Linked DNA regions of Homo sapiens: region 1 is linked to region 2. A link is an interaction called in ENCODE POLR2A ChIA-PET data of the cell type or tissue named here. Cell type or tissue: PC-3. All regions are shown on one strand. Links, peaks and the distances in the headings refer to the core of each region. The heading gives the core; the rest is flanking DNA. Region 1 has its middle 100 kb from the start of LSM8. Region 2 has its middle 62 kb from the start of CTTNBP2.

Region 1 (4,405 bases), core at 297-4,296, 150 kb after region 2:
ATTGTGAAGGGGATATTTGGATACTCAAATAAAATGGGATATTTGAATACTCTGCAGGCAGAGCCACAGAAACAGCAATTCCTCCTGTAAATGAGCTGTGATTTAAAATTTGAAATCCTAGCAGCAAATTGTCTCTTATACCTCCCAACCATAAAGTCAGAGCCAAAGGGGGAAGATAACTGGGTGCCAAGCAAGGGAGTTCCCACAGGATGGATATTATCAAATAAGTCACACAACCTCCAAAGCAGCTCTTTCATTGTGTGTTTACAATCATTATGTTCCAATTTGGTGATACAGGACACATTGGAGACTTTCCCATTAGTTTTGTAAACAGTATGCGTATTACAACCATTGATCAATTTACCAGCACTTTCCTTGTTTGCTGGCAGAGAATACTTAGAAACAGTATTTCCACTGGAACATTATGCCAAGAAGTTTGGGCCCATCTGAAAAGGTCAAATCAAGACGAGCATCCGTGTGTGCGCAAGTGTCAATTGAAGACCGGCCACTCCTTTGTTCTCTTCTACACTTTTGCCAGTCTTTTAATAATTGTGTTTTAATAAAAACAGAATACATGTTTCCAACTCATTTACAACTAAATGATAATAATATTATTTAAGATGGTTTTCCTATTAGCATCTTAGAATCAGGGACTTGAATTTGGCCCATTATAAATTATTTTAAGCACTCTCAATTCTCCCTAGGTACAGTTTGAGTTACTTCAAACATAGTAAAAATGTTCATAACCCTACTTTTACTTTGTAATTCATTAATCTGGTGTCAAACCTTGCCAAATCTAACTATAATTTGTTCAGACTTTCTTTAATCTTTTCATGTGTCCAGCTGAAATAGACTATGAATTTAGAGTATAATTTGAAAAACAAAAAAGCAACTGCAATATGGAAAAACAATGAAATCTAATAAAAAGAATGTGTTTTCCAATTTCGAGTTTTGGATTGACATCTAAACTATACATCAGCAAAAGAACCAGTGCTATTTAACAAGTTTTGTTTTGCAATTGCTATGCAATTTGATAGTTTAAAAGTTAATTGTTTTATTTTTCTATCAGTGAAAACTCCTTATTTCATGAAAGACTAGACATGTGGCCACTTGAAAAAGAACTAGATGACTCAACAATCATTCATCAGTTAAAGGCCTTCTATCTACTTTAAACTGTGTTCAGATTCTTAGCTACTAGAGTTCCTAGCTATTTTATTTTTCCTAGAACTCATAAAAGCCCATTAGTAGTTTTCATAGTATAACTCAAAAAAACTATGGAAGTTTAGGATATGTCTTTATTTAAGCAATGATAACTTCAGTGTTATAATTATACTGATGTTTTTCCAGAACTCTTATGTGGAGTTTCAAATGATTAAATGTCAAATCTCTCTAGGGTTTCCATGTTGCTGTTCTCTAAAAAATCATATGCTAAACATAGTGATGTCTGTATCTACATAAAAGATGATTATGCAAGGTCTAACTAGCATGGTAGCCCCATGCAAACTCTAAAAAGTAAACCCAACTTACACAACAGTGAAATTATAAAAGATTTTTTTCTTCTAACATCACACAGAAAGAATATAGATTCTTTTCCAGCTGTCATTTTCAACTGGCACTTTGTATTAAAATGCTCAATTTCCAAAAATACTAGTGCTGGAGATAGTCAAATCAGAACCTCTAGGGGTGGGTCCCAGGCATCAGTATTTTTTTTCAAAGCATCCTAGATGATTCTCATGTGAAAGCAGAAAATCAGTGACTTGCAGGAAAGAAAATTAGGAATGAAACACAAGCTGGAGTAAGTTTACAGCAAACACAAGCTCAGTGCAAGACTTTGGCCACAGTTTCAGGAGTCTGGGTGAAAGTATGTCAAAATTGGTTTTAATGCCTACAGCACTGAGTATTTTCTTTGAGGCAGAAAACTTGAATAATAGTTTCTCCATTTCTTCACAGCCTTGATTGGATCTTAGGCTTGACAAAGGCACTATTTAGTTCACAAATATTTATTGCGTTCTAGGCAGCTGCTAGGCGCAAAATGACCTAGAATAGAGAACGCCTAGCCAGGTACCCATAAACCATTTATAACAACCAATTGTGCTTTCCGAAACACATTGACAATAATAATCACATGGAACTTTTTTCCTAGGTAATTAATCTTTACAGTGGTAACATTGCTACCATTCACTATTCTTACAATTCCAATATCTATGACAATTAGTAGTGAAGTGATTTTAAAAAGACGAACAGGGGTCCACTTCCAGGAGGAAAACCCTCAGTTTGAGAGCTTAAAGTATAACAGCAAAATCATAAGAAACTTCACATAATCAGACATACAGGTAAATACATGTTAGAGTAGTCATAAATGAAGCTAACTTTTGCAGGGCAAAATAGGGAGAATAAAATCAGTAAACTCTTTATGCTTTTTAGGGTGACACAGTTGAGTTCTGGCTTCTGGACTGTTAGTTTGGTTCAGGAATGGTTTCATCTATGAGGAAATGTTCTTTGATGGTTTTACTCGTCATAAACTTGCTCCCTCTCCCCGCAGAGAGCAGAGAAAAAAAAAGACAAGCTTCTGTTGGATTGGATGGATTAGCGGTGGAGGATAAAGATAGGGAAGTCCTGGCTAAGGAAGTGCTACTTGAGGTGAGTTTTAATAGAAAAAAACACAGCTGTATAAAAAAGAATGTGTGGGTGGGGAGGGAGGAGCATGTTTCAGGCCAAAGGAACAGCATATGCAGAGACTATGAGTCATAAACCAATGGGGTTGGTTGGGAATTTCCAAGAAGTTCAGTATGACAGACGCATTGGAGGTGTGGCTTGGAGGTGTGGCTTGGCTTTGGAGGTGTGGCTTGCTGGGAGTTAAAGCCCCCAAGGTAGGCTTGGGATGCACTAAAAAGACATTTGTAATTTATTCCACAAACTCTGTATAATCTTTGAAGTATCTTAAATGGTGAGGAAACTCCAAAAGACTTCTATTTGAGATTTAAAGAATTGTTTTGAGAGCTTTAGGGATGAAGCACTGACACGGGGTGAGTTGGTGCAGACTGGAGATGACCTAGAGGCTACTGAAAGGAGGCATACTCAAACTCAGGAATAGTGGTGGGGAGGAAGAAGAGGAGAGGATGACAAAACCGTGTTTATAAGATATAATCTCTGCCATGAAGGCTGAATGAGGAGAAGAAGGGTAATTCCCAGGTTTTTGGATTGAACGACTGGTAACTGATAAAAACTTTTACGGAAAGAAGATATAGAAGAGAATTAGTTCTGATGGAGGGTAAGTGCATGCAATTTTAAATGCAGTTTTAATAGCTTAAGAAACAGGAACAAATTGTCTCTAGAACCGTAAAACAATTTTTTTTGAGGACCCAAGTTTAAGGGCATTTTACAAAAAATAGCTGGTTCATACTCTTCAAAAATGCCAGAGTCATAACAGACATGGGAAGACTAAAGAATTCTTCCAGATTAAAGAAGACTGAGTAGATTTGATAGTCAAATACACTCATAATCCAGAATTTCCTTTCTTTACAAAGAACATTATTGACAGTTGGAAAAATTTGAGTACAGTCTGTAGATTAGCAACCAGTATTTTATCACCACAATACTAATATTGTATTCATTTTCGGATTTTGTTAATTGTGCTGTCGTAATGTAAGAGAATGTCCTTGATTTTCAGTAAACATACACTGAAGTATTTATGGGAAAAAGGATATACAACTTACCCTCAAATGGTTCAGGAAAAATAAACCTCTATATGTATAAAGACTGAGTGCTAAAGGTAATGTGATAAAATGCTAATTTTTGAGAATATGAGCAAAGGGTATATAGGAACTTTTCTACTATTCTTGCAATTATTCTGTAATTACAAAATAATGTTAAAATAAAAAACTGAAATCAGCAAAAAGTTCTTTTGAAATATTTAAAGCTCTTAGAAAAGCATAAGAATAACACAATGCCTATATTCCCTCTACCCTCTAACTAGAATAAATAACAACTAATATTTTCTTATTTACTTTCAGTCATTTTTTGAGGCAAAATATTACTTCATAACATTTTATTTTCTGTAAAAATTATTGTGTACATGTGTATCTGCAGAAAAGGAGGAGGATGGCAAAGGCTATATACTGAAGTACATTTAATCATCTCTTAAATTAGAAATAATCAGGCCCAGAGTGTAAGATTACCCCAGAGACTGGGGTGATTACCCTCTGGGCTTTAGCTTTACTGCATGTTTACTTCAGCAGAGCATGATTTAGTTAGCCTGTGAAGGGGTCAAAGGGTTAAATTTTTATTTTAGTTTCTGTAGAAAAGCCAAACCACCAATTCTTTTCATGTATCAGAAAACCCTAAGAAAGCACTTTATTTCTCCTGTTGTTTCCATTTGATTAAAATCCACATAGAAAAGCTACTT
Region 2 (4,405 bases), core at 234-4,233:
TCAGAAGCTCTGCAGACTTCTGTGCCTATAGCTCTAGTCTCTGATTCTACACCTCTGGCCTCTGCCTCTGTACTCAGGCTGCTGCACTCAGAGTCATCCTTCCTTTTTATTTTTTGAAGGATTCATGTTTAAACAAAGTTAAGCTGAGTAGTTCTATCAACTCATTTCCTGAGTATAGGATTTTAAAAGTCCATCAGCCCTCTTTCACTTGCCCTACCTCTCTTCCCTTCAGTCGGTGCTGGCAGGGTTTCTGCTTATACAACAGTATCAAAAACCCTGTGGGTCTCCTGTGTATGTTATGGAGATCTATGCCATTAGAGAGCATGGCACTCCACAGATCTTTCCTGGATAATCCTGTTTCTATTCCTAGCTCTTTCTGAGTGATTGAGTGAATTCATGAGTAACACATCTAATCTCTTCAGCAAAAGGTTGTCCAGCCAAACTCTTAGAATTCTCTCCAGAGCATGCATTCTCAACAGTGAATCTCCTAATTTTAGCATCCTTTGCAATATGAATAGGCTGAGTACCTCTCAAATCACCAAATGCTGGTTCCTTTTTGCTTAATAGTTCCTACATCAAATTTCTCTTTCCTCACACATTTTACTAAAAGCAGCAAGAATAAACAAAGTCACATTGTCAACACTTTTCTTGGAAATTTCAGCTAAATATCCAAGTTTATCGCATACAAGTTATGCTTTCCACACAACTATAGAACACAATTCAGACTTACAGTTTCTGCCACTATATAAAAAAATTTCTTTTCCTCCAGTTTTTAATAATATATTCTTCATTTCTGACTGAGTTCTCACTAGCAGTGCCTTTAATTTCATATTTTTACCAATATTCTGTTCATGGTTGTATATGTATTATATAAGACAATAAAAACTTTCTCTACGACGTTCTTCACTTCCTTCTGAGCCTCACCATTGTCATCTTTGAAATCCATATTTCTATCAATAGTCTTGTTCAATATGATCTAGGGTTTTTTTCTTTTCTCTTTCTTTTCTTTTTCTTTTCTTTTTTTTTTTTTTTTTTTTTTTTTTTTTTTTTTTGAGACATGGTCTCACTCTGTTGCCCAGGCTGGAGTGCAGTGGCCCGATCTCAGCTCACTGCAGCCTTCACCTTCCAGTTTCAAGAGATTCTCCCACCTCAGTCTCTTGAGTAGCTGGGACTGCAGGCATGCACCACCATACCTGGCTAATTTTTGTGTTGTTTGGTAGAGATGGGGTTTTGCCATGTTGGCCAGGCTGGTCTCAAACTCCTGACCTCAAGTGATCTGCTTGCCTTGGGCTTCCAAAGTGCTGGGATTACAGGCGTAAGCTGCTGCACCCCACCATCTAGGTTTTTTCCTATCATGGTCCTCAAAATTATTCCAGCCTCTACCCAAAGGCACTTCCACAATTTTAGGTATTTTTTGGAGAGAAAAACTGAACTTCAAAAAACCCACAAAACCTCTGCTACCAAAATTATACACATCAAATGTTGATCCAATCTTGTATCAATCTATTGACAATTAAACAACACCATGTTTTCCTCACCTGGTTTAGTTAAACATACCCAGATAATATTTAATAAGATAATTATTATTCAAAGTATTTGTTCCTTTGAAACGAACTTTTAAAGAGAGCTCAAATCCTCAACAAATAAGCAAAACCTTTTGCCAATCATAAATTATTAATGACATCTCCAAATTTCCTCCAGAAAAATAGGTTTCAGTTTTTTTTTCCAGTTGACAAACTTTGAGAGACACTGCTGTTCAATGCAGCACACACATGAATAAAGACACTTTTTGATAACAAGGACATTATAATAAAATACCCCTCATACCTCCACCTCTAAATACAAAATTTCTCCTTTGGAATTAATGTTGCTTTCATCTCTTGAATTTAGATTCAATGATCAACAAACCTAAATTAGATCTAGCCATAATCTTTAAAATGATTGCATAAAAATAGGGAAGTAGTTTAAAGCTCTCAGAAACATAAGTTATAATAATAGATATACTTTATCAGGCTACAGGAAATGTAATATCATTTTAAATACCAGAACCCTACTCTTGTACCAACATCTGGATTAGCATCTCACCAGAGAAACAAAACCAGTAGGAGATTATACATATATATATACACATATATAATGTATATGTATAACGATATAGATGTATATGTATATAGATAAGGGAGGGAAGAAACATATATACATATACATATATACATACATATATGTATATATAATACATATATTAATATATCTTATGTTATATATATATGTGTGTGTGTATATATATGTATATATGTTTCTTCCCTCCCTTATCATCTAACATAAGATATATTAATAAGTTAACTTTATATCTCTGTATTTAAGTAACAGGATATCAAAGAGAAAGTGAGTATCACCCAAGGACTTTGCATCCTCTTCTGGAAAAAGATTATTATGTTTTCAGTTTTATGTAGGATAGTTTTATCAAGTTAAGTGGAAGAATGACTTTGTTATTATCTTTATTTGAAGGCCAGGTATGGTTTAAGGAGATATGTATGGGTGCCAAGACGACAAGGGGTGCATTATGAAGGACACTTCTTTTTTTTTTTTGAGACGGAGTCTTGCTCTGTTGCGTAGAGCAACACAGCTGGAGTGTAGTGGCACAATCTCAGCTCACTACAACCTCTGCCTCCCGGTTCAAGCAATTTTCCTGTCTCAGCCTCCCAAGTAGCTGGGATTACAGGTGCGCACCACCACGTTGGGCTAATTTTTGTATTTTTAGTAGAGACAGGGTTTTGCCATGTTGGCCAGTCTGGTCTCAAACTCCTGACCTCAGGTGATCCAGCCTCCTTGGCCTCCCAAAGTGCTGGGATTACAGGAGTGAGCCATTGCACCCAACTGAAGGACACTTTGTGTGTCAACTTGGCTATGCTGTAATACCCAGCTACTCAATCAAACATGAAACAAGGTGTTTTTGTGAAGGTATGTTGTAGATGTGATTGATATGTATAATCAGCTGATTTTAAGTAAAGCAGATTATCCTCAATAGTTGACATGGTCCTGATATAGTCAGTTGAAAGGCCTTAAGAGCAGAACCGAGGCTTCCCTGAGGAGGAAGAAATTCCACCTGTGGACCACAGCATCAGCCCATGCTCGATTTCCAGCCTCCCTTTCTGGTGGTCTGCCTTATAGATCTCAGTTACATTCTTTCCTTGCCATCACTTGCTCTTGGAGGCTCTTCCATAGCCCTCCAGCATCCTTCATGCCTCCCATTTAGTTTTAAGGGTTTCACTACAACTCAGAATAAGAAATGAACAGGGGATAACAAATGTAACTGACATATTTTACAAACATTCTCCTGAAGGCTGCAAAATCTCAACAACCGTGGCCCTTGACTTACAGGTCCTGGCTTTGTCCGAAACAAAGAGGAATCCTGTGAGGCTTCTATTGATTTGATAGGGGCTCATAAATGCCTCTTCTAAGAACCTTTCCCTTCTCTAGGGCCCTTTCTTACTAATTTGAAGTTGGACCCGAGGCAGAACAACGGATTCCTCTTTGTCTTGTGTGGCCAGTCCTCATTCCTGCAAGAGATGGCTCAGTCCCTATTACCTCACATTTTTAGCTGAAAGGAAAAATTATATGAATTTTAAATGATAACCAGTTTAATACTGCTAATAAGTAATATTTTTCTAGTTCAATAATATGAATATTCTTAAAAATATCAAGACTGAAAGCATGGCTGTTTACAATACCCAAGCTCATGATCCCTGATTGCGTTTCTAATGGTTCATTTCTTTAGGATGACTAAAAGGAACTTTTCCAAATGAATGCTGTTGATATTGTAAATACTAAGGCAGTAGGCTGATTAAAATGACCCTGGAGAGAATGGTCAAAATTTGCTTTATTCTCCATCTTTCTATCATGAAAGATAATTTTATGGCAAAGAACAGATATCAGGAAGACACTGGTAAAAAGAACATCCAGCCGGGTGTGGTGGCTCACGCCTGTAATTCCAGCACTTCGGGAGGCCGAGGCAGGTGGATCACCTGAGGTTAGGAGCTCAAGACCAGCCTGGCAAACATGGCAAAACCCCTGTCTCTACTAAAAATACAAAAAATTAGCCAGGTGTGGCGGCAGACGCCTGTAATCCCAGCTACTCAGGAGGCTGAAGGAGGAGAATCACTTGAATCTGGGAGGCAGAGGTTGCAGTGGGCGGAGATCCTGCCATTGCACTCCAGCCTGGGCAACGAGAATGAAACTTGGTCTCAAAAAAAAAAAAAAAAAAAAAAAAGAACATCCTACCTTTTCATGATATACTTACTATACAGATCTCAAAGCTTCTACAAACAAATTGAGTGTAGTACTTCAGACCAATGGGAATAAACATGTTCAGACTTGGTCTTTATTAATAGTCCCTACTGAAGCT

Evidence for each region. ChIA-PET counts read pairs that join two places held together with the same protein. Peaks named below come from ENCODE experiments on the same cell type or tissue, not always from the same donor. Only the 100,000 strongest peaks of a DNase experiment are listed, where the experiment ranks them.
Region 1: POLR2A ChIA-PET joins it to region 2 with 5 read pairs; 2 of 35 experiments call an interaction of 5 or more read pairs at or near these places.

What each region holds. Positions count from the first base shown.
Region 1 is chr7:118,078,433-118,082,837 of GRCh38, forward strand. No RefSeq gene overlaps it. Among named protein-coding and RNA genes, the nearest start is that of LSM8, 100 kb to the right of the region's middle. In PC-3, for the core only: no CTCF peak of the experiment used is centred there; a DNase peak (open chromatin) is centred at 2,749.
Region 2 is chr7:117,932,867-117,937,271 of GRCh38, forward strand. No RefSeq gene overlaps it. Among named protein-coding and RNA genes, the nearest start is that of CTTNBP2, 62 kb to the left of the region's middle. In PC-3, for the core only: no CTCF peak of the experiment used is centred there; no DNase peak of the experiment used is centred there.